2 separate regions of the Homo sapiens genome follow, and region 1 is linked to region 2. The links are chromatin contacts, found by Hi-C or POLR2A ChIA-PET in ENCODE. All regions are on one chromosome and are shown on one strand. The core of a region is the stretch at or near the end of the contact, and the rest is flanking DNA. Distances in the headings are between cores, read along the strand shown. Region 1 holds the start of LINC02577 (long intergenic non-protein coding RNA 2577). Region 2 holds the start of KMT2E (lysine methyltransferase 2E (inactive)).

The links. A loop is a pair of places that touch in the nucleus more often than their neighbours do. ChIA-PET counts read pairs that join two places held with the same protein, here RNA polymerase II (POLR2A). Pooled maps may share reads with other maps.
Region 1: a loop to region 2 is called in a map of PC-9, with 9 times the contacts of the local background. The contact joins the promoter of LINC02577 here to the promoter of KMT2E in region 2. A Hi-C loop is called at or near these places in 1 of 168 maps with a recorded cell type or tissue (PC-9) and 1 of 50 pooled maps. POLR2A ChIA-PET finds 5 or more read pairs at or near these places in 1 of 52 experiments (PC-9).

Annotation. Positions count from the first base shown.
Region 1 is chr7:106,773,231-106,776,994 of GRCh38, reverse strand. LINC02577 (long intergenic non-protein coding RNA 2577) reads right to left here and starts at 1,977. Exons shown (of 5, transcript NR_170304.1): 1 at 1,795-1,977. RefSeq lists enhancers at 707-1,906, 2,018-2,312.
Region 2 is chr7:105,012,934-105,016,419 of GRCh38, reverse strand. KMT2E (lysine methyltransferase 2E (inactive)) reads right to left here and starts at 2,215. Exons shown (of 27, transcript NM_182931.3): 1 at 1,885-2,215. It overlaps KMT2E-AS1 (KMT2E antisense RNA 1), which reads left to right and starts at 2,279. Exons shown (of 1, transcript NR_024586.1): 1 at 2,279-3,486. RefSeq lists enhancers at 1,896-2,125, 2,386-2,505, 2,826-2,875, 2,667-3,206, 3,296-3,486 and silencers at 2,186-2,275, 2,626-2,675.

The DNA of each region.
Region 1 (3,764 bases), core at 728-3,227, 1.8 Mb before region 2:
TATAAATTACCCAGTCTCAGGTATTTCTTCATAGCAGTATGAGAATGGACTAATACACTCCCTCCCCTATGTCATCAGTTTTTCCCCTCTTGGCCTCATCATTACTATCACCATATAAAGATGCTCTTATTTCTCTCACATTAATTATATTAAAAACTTTCTTGACCCCACATCCACCTGTAACTCTCCCTCCAGCTCTACTATCTCTGCTGCTCTTCACTGAATGATTCTTCTGGGGTTGTCTATACTTACTGCCTTCAATTCTTCTCCTCCCATTCCCTTCAGTCCCTTCCAATCAAGCTTTTGCCTCCACTACTCCTCTGAAAGTTCTCATGTCAAGGTTAACACAGTTTGTAGTATTAGTGAATTTCTTCTTTCTTTTTTTTATCATGGTTATCCTCGATGAAAAATTGAACTTACTCCCATTTATTGCATGCATTAAGTGATGAGGTTTGCCCAAAGCTCAGGAAAACAACAAGGAGAAGGTGAAATAATGAACAATATATAGATTGGCAGGAAAAATACAGAATGAAAAAATTGTTTAGAATAAGGTAATCCTTTTATAGCATTGGCCACTCTATAGAGATTCGATTTTTAGCATTTACATTTACACATTTTAACCAATTACTTTGCCCACTTGGAGCACGTGGATGCATTTACACTGACCACTCTGTGTCCTTCCAGGTTTTCCCTGGATGGCCTTCTTGATCTCTGGCAATTTGGAATCCCAAGCCCTTTCTGGGATTATTACCTAGCCCCCAGGTCAACCCTCTCTAGGGATCCAGGGTGGAGGAGGGAGGAAGAGGAGGGGGTGGTGGTAAAAGGGGGTAGGAGCAGGAGGATTTAGTGGAACAAAGGGATGAGAGAAAATAGGAAAGAAGAAAAAGCAGCAGACCCAGGCAACATGTGCTGTGGCCATAATAACTGTTTTCTGTACTGTCTGCTGCAACTAAATTTTAAAAACATGCTTACCCTTTTTTTTTTTTTAAATGAACAAACTCCTTCAGAGGGGGTGGATTGTATAGTTTCTGGCATGCTGCAGGGGAGAAAAAGTCCATCTCGATAACTTATAAGCACGCTTTGAATTCAGAACTTTACAATTCTTCAGAAACAACTAATGAAAAAAAGAGTGCTGTTGGGCTGACTGTGAGTCACTTCCCCACCCTATGATTCACTAAGTCACAAATGCTGGACATGCGGACAGGGGAGAAGGACTTTTGATTTTGAGGATTCATGAGCTGATTCAGTACTGTCTTTATGTTTTGATGCTATCCAAGTTCAAGCTTTGAGGTGTTTTGGCATCATAAAGCAGCATCAAGGTAAGGGATCAAAGGATGGGAAAAGCCAGCATGAGTGAAGGTTTGTTAGCTAGAAGCGTCCAATTCTTGCATAATATCAGAAGGCAAGGTTAGGCAGCTACTGATAGCATGGATGCTGAAGAAAGCTGAAGTACTTTCAAATCCAGATAGCTCCAATTGCTTGCTCTCCTATGACTACTCTTAACTGAAATATTTATAGTGACTCAAGAACGACAGCAAAATAAATATCCTTGGGCTCCCCACTGGTCTAAATCCCTTCACAAAAAACCTTGTCACTGGAAACACTGACAAATACTATATGTTTAGAAAACATCATATAAAATATCCAAATAAATAAGCTATACAGTAATTGGTCCTTTAAATTATTTTAAGGAGGTAAAATATTCTAACATCTGAATTTCTACCTGTCAGAGGCTTTTGAACCAGAGCAATTCCATCTTGAATAGGGGGTGGGTAAAATAAGGCTGAGACTTACTGAGCTGCATTCCAGGAGGTTAAGGCATTCCTAGTCACAGGATGAGATAGGAGGTCGGCACAAGATACAGGTCACAAAGACCTTGCTGATAAAACAGCATGCGTAAAGAAGCTGTCCAAAACCCACCAAAACCAAGATGGCGATGAAAGTGACCTCCAGTCGTCTCACTGCTCATTATACACTAATTATATAATGCGCTAACATGCTAAAGACACTCCCGCCAGTGCCATACAGTTTACAAATGCCATGGCAACATCAGGAAGTTACCCTATATGGTCTAAGAAGTCGGCAGGGGCAGAGGCGGGAACCCTCAGTTCCGAGAATTGCCCACCCCTTTCCTGGAGACTCATGAATCATCAACCCCTTGTTTAGCATATAATCAGGAAGTAACAAAAAGTATCATCAGTCGAGCAGCCCATGCCGCTATTCTGCCTATGGAGTAGCCATTCTTTATTCCTTTACTTTCCTGATAAACTTGCTTTCACTTTACTGTATGGACTTGCCTTGAATTCTTTCTTGCGTGAGGTCCAAGAACCCTCTCTTGGGTTCTGAACTGAGACCCCTTTCTGTAACAAAAACATTTAATTACGACGTCATGACATTCTGGAAGGTTTCTTTGGAATGATGTCCTAGTTTGAGCTCCCAGTTTGATAGTACAAGTTGAGTATCCTTAATCAAAAAATCTGAAACCTGAAATGCTCCAAAATTTGAAATTTTTGAGTGCCAACATGGTACTCAAAGGAAATGCTCATTGGAGCATTTCAGATTTTGGATTTTTGAATTAGGGATGCTCAACCAGTAAGTATAATGCAAATATTCCAAAACTGGGAAAAAATCAAAATTGGAAACACTTCTCATCCCAAGCATTTCAGATAAGGGATACTCGCCCTGTAAAACTTGAACATTCTTGTTAGTAGAAAATTAAATGTAATGAATGAGATGAATGTACCTGTATTTGGTTTTTCTGTTTTAAGAAACTAAATGTTCAAAGATTATTAGCATACACTCAATTACAGAGATATTAAATACTAATTGGATTGTGACTCTGATTTTATTTTCATCTAGATTATTTTGATTTACCTATGACATTATTTCATATCATTGCTCATAGGAAGCCTACCTTTTTGCTTGGTAGTGAGTGTGAAGCAGCTGAAAGAAATGGAGATATTTGAGAAACTACCAGCTGGTAACCAATATATACACTTGAGATACATCTATGTATTTTTCAGATTGGAACAGTGAGTGACTATAGGTTCCAAAACAAAATTTGGTGTTAAATCCCCCATGAGTATCTTGTGCGATAGCATATTTTAAGATTGCTGAATTCATGGGGGAAAAAAGCATACTGCTAAACCAAAATGCATGAGTACAGTTGAAAAGTTAAAAAGTTATATTCCTGTTTTTGAAATTTTACCCCAAATTTTGACGACAACAACAACAACAAGACTGCTTGGTTAAGTTTATTAGATTAAAAATATTGCTAAAATCAGGCTAAATATGCATGCAAAGTTCCTTCTGATATGACCTGGCTGAAAAACATTAAAAATCAATAGAATTATAAACTAAATCATGCCTTGAGCTGTGAAAGACGAAATGACCATCACAAGTAAACTGATAGGCATGAGTTCTCAATAGGCAATGACTTACTTATGTTAAAAGATGGAAGAAACATAGATCAGTGTAGTTCAAGCCCTTCACAAATGTTAGAAACCAAGAAATTGAGGTGCACAGTGGTTGCTTGACTTGCCCAAGGTCCCATGACTTGTCAGTGGCAGAGCCAGGCTGGAATTTGACCCTGCATTCCAGGAATGAGCACCTTTATTATACCATGCCAGGCCAGCACCAAAATTCCAGGACTGCTTTTACAAGTGTTACATTTAACCAGGGTTCTTAATTACTAGCTGGTAAGGAATTTGCATAGAACCATATGGATGTAGATCAAAATCATGTGATTAAGTGTTTCACAAGTG
Region 2 (3,486 bases), core at 966-3,465:
AAGAGGAAAAAAATCCAGAATCGGAGCCTTACTTTTAACTTACATAATGATGATAGTATGCTGTAAGACGATTGTTAAAGGCAGCATGAAGCTTCACTTTACCAAATACACAATAAACTTTGAAAATTCTTAAGGAAAGCTTAAATACATGGGAAAAATGGATGGCAAAATATAATGGCATCTCTACACCCAATGAAGTAACAGGTTTAAGCTTGTTTGTACAGCTCCCTAAAATTTAAGCTAAAACACAATACAAAAACCAAAATCCACAAAATGGGTCAAGAGGTGGTTGGGAAATGTCTTACTCTAGATTGAAACATTTAATCATATAAAATAGATGATACTTATACAGTTACTAAACATTTTAATCTACTTTGGCATATTGAATAAAAGATGGTTGGATTAAACCAAACAAAAACTATTATTGGTACCCAAATAATTTTTTTTTAATGTTGAAGCGCACCCATCATCACCACTGAAATTTGCAAGGCTGTTTTTTTTTTTCAAAAGTGGAGACATTTTATTTGCCTTTCAGGAAAAACGAATCAAATTAATCAGCTAAAACACAGCACTGTAATTTGCAGTAAAAAATCAACACATTTTTGTAACTGGCTCGGGGAAGGAAAAACAGCCCAGTCTTTTCATGTAAACATAATAAGCCTGTAATATGCTGCAGACAAACGCACTGCATGGGGTGTGGAGGACCCGAGCTGATTAGATTACCACAACATCAGCCTGGGGCCGCCATTTTTAGAATCTGTAAAGGACAAAAGAGGGAAATTTCAGTTTTTACTCCCCATCTCAGAAATTGAAGGAAAAAAACAGACTATTTTCCAAATAGGTATTCATGTCTCCAGCCTCGAGTTGAATGCACCTCACTTAATTCTCTCCAAGGTCTCCAGAACTCCAAACACCTTACCTTATTCACATCTCTAAAAAGGGAACAAAATAGGCAAAACGAGGTTTACTCTAGAGCTAACTCTAGCGATTCCTCTTTGACTTTAAATTGTATCGTTCTTAAGACAGAGCCCAGCAAGGACGGATCTATACGGAACTAAGGCCAGTAGAAGAGAGCACTCTGGATTGTTTTTTTCTCACCCCCACCCCGTTTAGCACAGTGAACCGTTTGTTTCTCATCTGTGTCTGCTGCCATAGAATTTGTGCCAATCCCTTGGTCAAAATAAGCTTTTCTGAAATGAGCCATATTGTAGATCCTAAGGCTCCGGCACAGTAAAGGACGGCGGTAATGCAAAAGGAGTGGGGGAGGAGACTGAGAAGGCTGGGTACTGGGGTGACCACTTCAGGGGCGGGTTTACCCTCTCCAGGAGAGGATGAGGAGCTAGCTGTCTCGCTCTCCCACAAAGAGAGATGCCCAGGGCGTTCTTCTTACCCCCTTCGTATTCATGTGCACATTATACCAGAGACTGCCCGTCAAGAAATGGAAGAAGAAAATGGGGCCTATATGGCTTTTCAGCACCTGAACAAGACGCGGTTGAGAAAAGGGAGCGCTGGCAGCTCCTGGGACCACTTCGACACAAACCCTACTAACAGTCACAAGCCTCCGTCTTCACTCAAGCGGCCTTAACCCGCTGCCAATGAGGAGTGCGCCCCCTCCCTAACTCCCCCACTCTCAAGGGGGTTTAACTGCCAGTTACCCCTTTCCCAACCCTAAAACCCGCCATAATGCTCCATTTCTAGGGTCAGGGAGAAGAAAGAATAAATTCGATTTAAGCAAGCAACGTCTTGCGCCGGCAAAGACACCTGAGAGTCAACGTCGGCTCCCCCAGCTTAAGGATAAAGATGAGAGACCTCCCTCCCCCTTGAAACACAAGTACCCCAACCCCGCAAGCCCCAGGAACTCCCATGGAGACGACAGGCACTAACCTGTGATGTTCACACACGAGACACCCGAACCCCGTTATGTGCTCGACCCCCAAGGAGTCTCTCCGCACCTCCGCGAACAGGCGACCCCCCGACAGCAGCCACTGCGGACACAGGACCCGGCTCCACACACCCCCTCCCCAAACAGCAGCGCGCAGCCTCTTCACCAGGAACCGAGGAGTAGGGGAGGGGGCAGCCAGGCAGTCAACAGGAACGCAGAGACGACGGCGAGGCTGCTCGGAGTGTCTATGCCCACTCTGTTGCCGCTCCCGAACTCCGGCACGGTCTCCGACTCGGCCCCCTGCGCCCGCTCAGTGTCACTGCCTCTCGCTCTGGGAAAATGGCGGCGGCGGCGGCGGCGGCCGCGGCGGCGGCGGCGGCGGCGGCAAGTGCACGGGGTACGCCCGTCCCGCTCCGCAGGGGCAGAGGGGGAGGGGATGAAGCTGCCCGGCGCCATTTTGCTTGTGGGCTGCCGCCCGCCGTTGCCTCTCCGCGGAGGCTCGAAGATAGCAAACTGGAGGCGGTGAGGGGGACGGAATCTCTGTCTTTCTGACAACAGATGCATTCAACAATCCACCGAAGGTTTGAGGAAGTGTCGGTATTCGGTGGGACTGGTTCTTTCCCCCTTTCCCCCAGTGGCCCTCAAGTCTGGATATAGGTGAGCTTGGGCATGCCAGTATTGGGTGCACGAACAAGGACAGCAGGGCTTGGGAACGAACTCCCTCCCGTCACCCTCCGAAAGCGATACACCTTCTCCCCCTCCCAAACAACCCCAGTCCCGTCTCCCCGTTCCTCTCCCCCTCCTCCCCCAGCCCAGTCTGGCCTCCAGCGCTGGGTGAACCCGGTTGGGGTGTCACTCGACGCCCACTAGGGGCTGAGGAGGCTCCAGTGCGCAGGCTCCGGGCACCGGATAAAAGCGGAGCTGGCGAGTCTAGTGCTGTCTCGATGGAGGAGCAAGAAACGGAAGAGGTCGGGGGGAGAAGCAGCCGGAAAAATGCAGCCACCGTCAACGCCGCCTCCCTGCCACCGTGCTTCGGGGTAAAAAGCTGCCGTTGCCGTCGGTGCAGTTGCCGTCGCTGCCTCCTATACTTCTCTTGGCCTCGGGGAAGGATTTCCCCACCGGTGGGACAATGTGCGGGGAGGGGAGTGGGAATTCCTTTATATGGCGGTGATTAAACGAGGGAGGGACAGACAGTGATCTCGAAGAAAAAAGGGGGAGACCAAAGAATAAAAGAAGGGTTTCCCCACTAAAATGACACGGCGATTCCGGCTCTTGTTTTGGGGGTCTTTCCCCGAAATGGTTTCCGTCTTCCCCTTGCCCCGCAGCGACCCAGAGCGCTGGGGGAAGCGGAGTGGGGAGAGGCAGAGGCGGTCTCGGCAGCCAATCAGCGCCTGATGTGTCCTGTCGGGCGCGTCGTGGTTGGCTGGCGATGACCTCATCCTGCAGCAGCGGGTGGGGCCAAAGCCGTAGGGGGAGGCTGTTGCAAAGGTAGAGAGGGAGAAGTGACGATGGTGATCGTTGCTGCCGCGGCCGATATGGAACCCAAGCAGTGGCGAAGGGAATCGCAAGGCTCTTCCCTGACCATTTTCTACTGTCCCTGCGCG